Linked DNA regions of Mus musculus: region 2 is linked to region 1. The links are chromatin contacts, found by Hi-C or POLR2A ChIA-PET in ENCODE. All regions are on one chromosome and are shown on one strand. The core of a region is the stretch at or near the end of the contact, and the rest is flanking DNA. Distances in the headings are between cores, read along the strand shown. Region 1 holds the start of Rbm6 (RNA binding motif protein 6). Region 2 holds the start of Amt (aminomethyltransferase).

Region 1 (3,680 bases), core at 748-3,247:
TGACTTCCAGGACAGCCAGGGCTGCACAAAGAAACCCTGTCTCGAAAAAAACAAACAAACAAACAAAAACAAAAAACAACAACAAAAAAACCCTTTTCAATAGTTTTATTATCTACTTAACTCTGATTCTGAACCAAGTCATTAACATCATTTTATACATCTATGCATGGTGGCAAATTTCTGTTTCAAGAGTACATTTTGAGCGGAGTATATAGTATAGTAGCAAAGGATTTTAGCCTAGAGTATATATATTTAATAACCTTCCCCTAGCTAGGAATAACAGCTGCCAATTGTAGTGCCTAGAAAGTTCAAGTGGAAAGATTAGGAGTTTTTTTTAAGGCAAGTTTAATTCAAATCCAGCCTGGCTATGAAAGACCCTATGTTGTGGGGGGTGAGGGGGGTGGAAGGTGGAGACGACAATAATAATTCTCACACCAGAAATTCTTGTGAAGAGCCACAAAAACCTGCAGGTAAGAATAAACTCAAGCCTGATAAGAAAATTCTGTAAAGAAGGCTGGTCCTAGTGGTAGATAACTTGCGCCCTGGATTCAATGAGCAGCAAGGGTGTTCTGCTGGTTGAGAACTGAGTCCTACCTAACCTGCCTTATAGACCACATACACTATAGATAATCCTATAGATTTTATAAGCAGATAAGCATTTATATAAGTGTACTACTAGTTAAGGAGCTAAATAAAATTCAGACTCAAAGTTTTTAGGGTCTCAATGCAGCTTAGGGCGCTTCAAACCTGACATCCTCCTGCCTCATCCTCCTAAACTTCAGGATTAAACTCCACTAAGCCTGGCAGTAGATTCAACCACTATGTTTCCTCAAGTTAGTATTTTAGTGCTAAGTTACTTTCCACATTGTCATTAGCTGTTGACACTTTCCCCTTTGATTCTCACAAGCTTAGTAATGTTAACTGTGACATATTTAGTCAACAGGAAGTTGAAAACTAACAATCCTAAGGCACAATCCAGAGTTCAGAAAATGACCTGGGTGATCAAGCGGATAAAAAAGAAAAAAAAAAAAACCTACTCCTTAACTTATATCCAATTAGTCTGAAATTAATAAGAATGCCTAGGGTGGGGGTGAGGGGGAGGAGAAAATATACAAACTACCTCAAGTATATGTGCTCTACAAATAAGGCCTTTTGTTTTTAATTAAGAAACGCAACCCCACACTTGAATTCATTAGCTCAACGTCAATTATAAAGTTAAAAGAAAAGCACATTATTAACAACGCCAAAAGGAATCTAAAGCACGAATATGTGGGAACATCACTCTCCTCCTACATTCGCCCAACCGGTACAGAACCCACCAGTCACCCTCGCCCACCTCCCGGTTCTACGGGCCCGTGGGCCAGGTTCTGAACTCTCGCACCTTCCTGGTTGGGTGTCTGGGTGGGCGGCCAAGGTTACTTGCAGGGCACAAGAGTTCCGTATCTAGTGATGTCTCTCAGGACAAGATCACAAACACAAGGGGAAAGAGAAAGAAATCTCTCCTGCAGCACCACAGAGCTGAGCGCCAGAACCGCTGCCACGCGCGGGTCCCTCGCCCCACAGCTGGCCGCTCCGCGCTGGGACCGGTAATTCTACAGCCGCCTCGGGCCCCGCCCCGGGCCCGCGACCGTTCCGGGGCGTTCCTGCCGCGAGCGGCGCCTCCCGCGACACACGACTGTTTTCGCAAGCGAGCGAGGCCGCGGCCGCCCCGTGTCTTCGAAGCCACGGCTGCTAGGCCGCGCGGGCCCGCGATTTCCAGAGCCGCCAGGCCCGCTGACCCCGTCCCAGAAGCTCGGGCACGCCCTCTCTCCTAGCCTGGGCCCTTACCAAAGCAGCGTAGCCGCCGCGGCCCGCTTCTCCTCCTCCTCAGAGGCCGCCACGGACCCAGCGTCCCGGAGACCGGAACTTCCTCCCGGTGGGCTCCGGCTTCCACAAAGGCGTCGCGCCACCGCCTTCAGCGCTGGGCCCGCCGGGAGATGAAGTACGGCCGCAAATCCCGCGGCCTCCTCTCCCGCCGTGCCCTGCGCGCAGCGGCTTTGACGGCTGGTGGAGCTGCTGCCCAATGGAAAGGCACGCTGTTAGCCACTGCCCAATTAGAAGGCACGCTTCTCCGCAGGGCCTGCCGGGAGTTATGGTTTGGCTTCAGTGCTGTCACTGCTTCTCTGGTGTTTTCCTCGCAAGTGTGCAAGGGGTCCGGGTGGCTTAGACAGCCTAGTGACACACCCTGCCAGGTGCTGGGGGACGGTCCTGCCTTGCCCCTTGGGAAAGAGAGAGATTGTCAGTTCGGGTGCAGAAAATGGGAGGAGATCTTTCCGGTCTTATTCCGTTACGGCAAAGGGCTGCTGGCTTTTCGGCTACATAAATAAGACCCCTTCTACCTAAGTCCAGAGAATAAATGCAAAAGTACTGCTTGAGTTGAAGTATTAGGACCCAAAGACTCGTCCTTTTTTACCTTCCGACAGACTTCTGGTCAAACACTCCAGGCGGAAATCATCCGTGTAAAAAGGTTCAGTAGCTCAACCCATTAAAAAAAAATAATAAAACTTGTTTCTACAGGTCCCGCTAGCTCTAGGCAATAAATGTAGACACGCGTGACTCGCCACAAAAACTGCACATCGTAATTCTAACGGAAAGAAAGCAAAGTAACTGTTGATACGCAACCTCTTCCAGAATCTTCCAGCTAATGATCTACCTGACTCCCAAGTTCTCAGGTAGATTGTCTATATTGTGAGGGGTTTGCTTATCCCAGCCACCTGGTGCCTTGTGTGTATGCCCTGGCGATATATGATATTGTAGCCTAATTCGATTCTTCAAGGTCAAAGAAAGACACTTGGAGAAACAGTTCATCAGTTAAAAACACTGGTTGCTCTCCAGAGGTTCAATTCCCAAAAACTACGTGGCGGTTCACAATCCTCTGTTCCTTCAGTTCAAAGAGATCCAATGCTCTTTTCTAGCCTCTGAGGGGACTGTACATATGTGACAAATAAAATATCAATAAATGCTGCTGCCATAAATGCCCACTGGAAAAAGCTGGGCATGGAGACAGGAAGTGATGGTGCAATACTTTAATCCCTCCACTCCAGAGGCAGAAACAGATGTACCTTTGAGTTCAAGGCAAGCCTGTTCTACAGAGTGAGTTCTAGTACAGTCTGGGCTACAAAAAGGAACCCCTGTGTGATGGTTTGCATATGCTCAGCTCAGGGAGTGGCACTATTAGAAGTTGTGACCCTGTTGGAGTAGGTGTGTCACTGTGGGTGTAGGCAATAAGATTCTTATCCTAGCTGCCTGGAAGTCAGTATTCTGCTAGCAGCTTTCAGGTAAAGATGTAGAACTCTCAGCTCCTCCTAAGTCATGTCTTCCTGGATGCCATGTTCCTGCCTTGAGGATAATGAACTGAACCTCTAAACCTGTAAACCAGCCCCAATTAAATGTTGTAATTTCTAAGACTTGCTTTGGTCATGGTGTCTGTTCACAACAGTAAAAACCTAAGACAGAAGTTGGTACCAGAGACTGGGGTATTGCAGTGACAGACCTGACCATGATTTTGTTTGGAAGAATGTGGGTTTGGGGACTTTAGATTTGGAAAGCAGTGGAATGCTTTAAATGGGGCTTAATGGGCTATCCAGTAGGAATATGGAAGACTTTGTTACTGAGAGTGATTTGAATGATGCAGACCTGGC
Region 2 (3,680 bases), core at 305-2,804, 420 kb after region 1:
AGCTCCTCTTGCTTGTCCTGCCAACACGAACACCCCAGTCTGCTACCATTTCCCCCCATTGCTGAGATAAACCTGTCACTTGTAGCAAGGAAGCCACTGTTGTTTTGACACTCATGACCTGGGAAGCTTGAGGAAGACATACCCTCTATTCATTCCTCTGCTTCTGCTAGTAGCCCTTGTCCTTTTGTATTGTATCCATGAAAAGAAAATGTCCTAGAGCCAGGCATGGCACACACCTTTCATCTTAGCATTCTGTGAGTTCAAGATCAGCCAGGTCTACACACTGAATCCCAAGGCCAATCAGGGCTACATAGTGAAACTCCATACTAAGAAAGGAAGGAAGAAAGAAAAGAAAGAAAAAAGGAAGAAAGAGGAGGAAGGAAGGAGAGAAAGAAAATAGCTCTCTTTGAAATTGTCTGCTTCCAGCCTGGGAGGCGAAGATGAGACTTCTGGGAGCTTGAGTGCTTAAGTCCCTACAATTGCTCCTGAAAAGTGTTCTGTGTCAGTTCTGGGTAGGTGCTGTTGGCACAGCTGGGGCCAGAGCACGAGTCCTCCCTTCGGACTATTTGTCATCAGATTCAGCATGAAGTACATCCAACGATCCCTGTCCCTTCTCTCAGTTGCTTCTGCCCGTCATGCTCAGGGTGCTGAGAGAGCCCTGGGGGAGTGCGTCCAAGCCAACGTCTCACTGACACTCATTGAGGCTGAGGCCCTCCATTACCCCAGAGCAACCACTAAATGAGGAAGACTACTGCTCTTTCCTGTGATCAGATTGTTTCCCTCTAGTCCTTCCTGGCTTCGTCCCCGGGCAGTATTATTAAGCCGTGCTGCAAGGTGTCTCAGATCTGGAAAATTGGACACGAGTATATGCAACAGTTTTCTGGGAAAGTCTGGCCACCTTTGGTAGCTACCTTGCATCTCTGCAGTCAGCCCTCTTGAAGGTCCTGTCTTCACCTACAGGATCATAGTTAAGCCCCACTGACAGGGTAATTACCATAGTCCAGTGTTCAGGGAACAATGGTCCTCAGTACACTTGGGCAAAGAGGATCCTGAAGTGGCAGGGGCTATGCATAATTCACAGCTGTGTTCCTAAGTTCCTAGAGCTGGAGCTAGTGTACGGCAAGATCAATAAATACTTGTGGAATATGTGACTGTGTCAGCTGCTTGTGCCTAGAGGGAGAGCTAAGATAAAAGGCTGGGCCAGCCAGGGTACAGTGCTGGCCTGGAGGGCTTCACTCTCCAGTGATTGCTCCGCCTCCCACTGCTATTTGACCTGAATCTGTAATTCAGGCTTTTCAAACATTTGGAGAACTTTGACCTTCTGGAGGCTGGGAGTTCTAACCCCCAATTCTGGTTCTAGGCAGCCTATTCTGCTCTGAACTTGTTTTGATTAGCTTGAGGAAGAGCCTGAGGCCTTCGGGAGTCAGCCTCAATTTAAATCCCAGCCTGCCCTATGGGCTTCCCGCCCCCTGTGGACTAGAAAGACCTGTCCAGGCTGGGTTTGGACTACATCTCCCAGCGTGCCTGGCAGAGTAGTGGCTTCAGTGTGACTTCAGTGTGCCGGCCGCACCAGTTGCGGGTGACAATGCATCGGATAGTCAGTGTGGTAGCCCCTCTGGGTTTTCGCCTGCAGGCACAACCCTTGGTCCAGAGTCGCCCACTCAGTTCTGTACAGGTGGGATAAAGGATGCTGGAATTTGTTATTGGTCTTGGAGGGTGGGGGAAGGAAACTGATGGTGACTGGGGCCCTGGTGGCACTAAGTCTGGCTGTCTACAGGATGTGCTCCGCAGGACTCCACTCTATGACTTCCACCTAGCTCATGGAGGAAAAATGGTGGCGTTTGCAGGGTGGAGTCTGCCTGTACAATACCGTGACAGTCATGTTGATTCACACCTGCACACACGCCGGCATTGCTCTCTCTTTGATGTGTCCCACATGCTACAGGTGAGTCAGGGAGGATCGGGCCTTCTTCCACGTCTACAGAACTGAGCTCTGCAGCTTTGAGGCTATCTTAGAAGACTAAAGTGTTAGGGACTCTAGAGGGCTAACTCAGGAGATCTGATGATGATGTATCTTTGATCTCTCCTGCCTGCTCCTGTGGTGTGTTTTAATGCCCCGGGGCTTGCTAGATAGAAATTGGTTTGGTATCTCAGTAAGGTGTTAGATCGCCTTGAATTTTTAGATGTTGCTTGGTTGCACGGAGGCTGGGAGGGATCCTGGAATTGAGAAGGTAGGACCTCTGCCCTCTCCAGAACCAAAAGACCAGTAGTCACTTCTGGGCTGGACTGGAGGATGCTTGCCTTGCAGCCTTTTAGATTACAGATATTGCAGTGGCCTGGGGCTTTCCCTATTTTCCCTAGACCAAGATATTTGGCTGTGACCGAGTGAAGCTGCTGGAGAGTGTAGTGGTTGGAGACATTGCGGAACTAAGGCCTAACCAGGTGAGCCTACTTTACTTCTTCTCAAAGTGTGTTTTCAGTCACGAGCCAGTAAACAGCTTACACCCTTGCCTCAAGTGTAATCAGCAGCCAACGGCGCACGCCTTTAATCCCAGCACTTGGGAGGCAGAGGCAGGCGGATTTCTGAGTTTGAGGCCAGCCTGGTCTACAGAGTGAGCCAGGGCTACACAAAGAAACCCTGTCTTGAAAAACAAAAACAAAAACAAACAAACAGTGTAAGAAGCACAAAGACAGGTCAGATACAGCTTTTCAGGGCTTGCTATCTTGATGGAGTCTTTTGAGTCATTTCCAGATATTCAGCTTTGGAGCAATATCCCAGCCTTACTCCATTGGGTTGGGAGGCCAGAGACCACCATTTATATACCCTGACCTCTCATGCTTCCCATATCTTTGCTAATTAAAGTGTGGTCCTTAAACCAGGAGCCTCTCCATCTTCTAGGAATATGCTAAGGCACTGCTCTGGACCTGCTAAGCCATAACCTTGGTTTTACTAAGATCCCTAAGTGTGATCTATCAGTCTCAGGTTTTGTCCCTCCAGTGGCAAAGGCTAACAATGTTTGTTTGTTTGTTTGTTTTAACACATTGCTGAAGAACATAGTGGGAGCCTGCGAGATCATGAAGATGGTTTTTGAAGCTTTTAAGCCTGGAGGTTTGCATATGGGTGGAGTTACCTGGGTGGAGTGAAGCAGTAGTTCCTAGGTCTCAGAGTATGAAATGAGTTTCTAAGAACTGAGTAGTGAGGGAGCTGAGTCTGGGGAGACCCCCTGAGATGGGAGGAGTGAGGATGTACTTGACAGATGGAGAGCAAAGGCCTGGAGCCTTGAGCCTTACCTTGTACGTTTTACCCAGTACTGTGTTCATGAGTTTGCGGTAGCTGAATGGACTTAAGTATGTTTCTGGCTCATACTGCTTGGCTTCCTGGATCTGGAGACAAACGATGCTCTTCTTTATTCATAGGGAACACTCTCTTTGTTTACCAACGAAGCTGGAGGCATCTTAGACGACTTGATTGTAAGCAATACTTCTGAGGGGCACCTGTATGTAGTATCCAATGCTGGCTGCCGGGACAAGGACTTGGCTCTCATGCAGGTACTGCTGCTGCACTTTATTCTAGGTACTTTGTGTTTATAAAGAAGTTCTCAATGCAGATAGGGGCTCAGAGAATGACTCTGGATAACAGAACAGTCAATAGACTCAAGAGCAGGCCTTCCCTGGTACAA

The links. Hi-C counts contacts between places; a loop is a spot of excess contacts on that map. ChIA-PET counts read pairs that join two places held with the same protein, here RNA polymerase II (POLR2A).
Region 2: a loop to region 1 is called in a map of heart, with 2.4 times the contacts of the local background. The contact joins the promoter of Amt here to the promoter of Rbm6 in region 1. A Hi-C loop is called at or near these places in 1 of 37 maps with a recorded cell type or tissue (heart). POLR2A ChIA-PET finds 5 or more read pairs at or near these places in 1 of 5 experiments (embryonic stem cell).

What each region holds. Positions count from the first base shown.
Region 1 is chr9:107,870,822-107,874,501 of GRCm38, forward strand. Rbm6 (RNA binding motif protein 6) reads right to left here and starts at 1,998. Exons shown (of 21, transcript NM_011251.3): 1 at 1,828-1,998.
Region 2 is chr9:108,295,351-108,299,030 of GRCm38, forward strand. It overlaps Amt (aminomethyltransferase), which reads left to right and starts at 1,555. Exons shown (of 9, transcript NM_001013814.2): 1 at 1,555-1,675; 2 at 1,778-1,945; 3 at 2,362-2,442; 4 at 3,418-3,549. The coding sequence starts at 1,586. Nicn1 (nicolin 1) reads left to right here. Exons shown (of 6, transcript NM_025449.4): 6 at 1-1,148.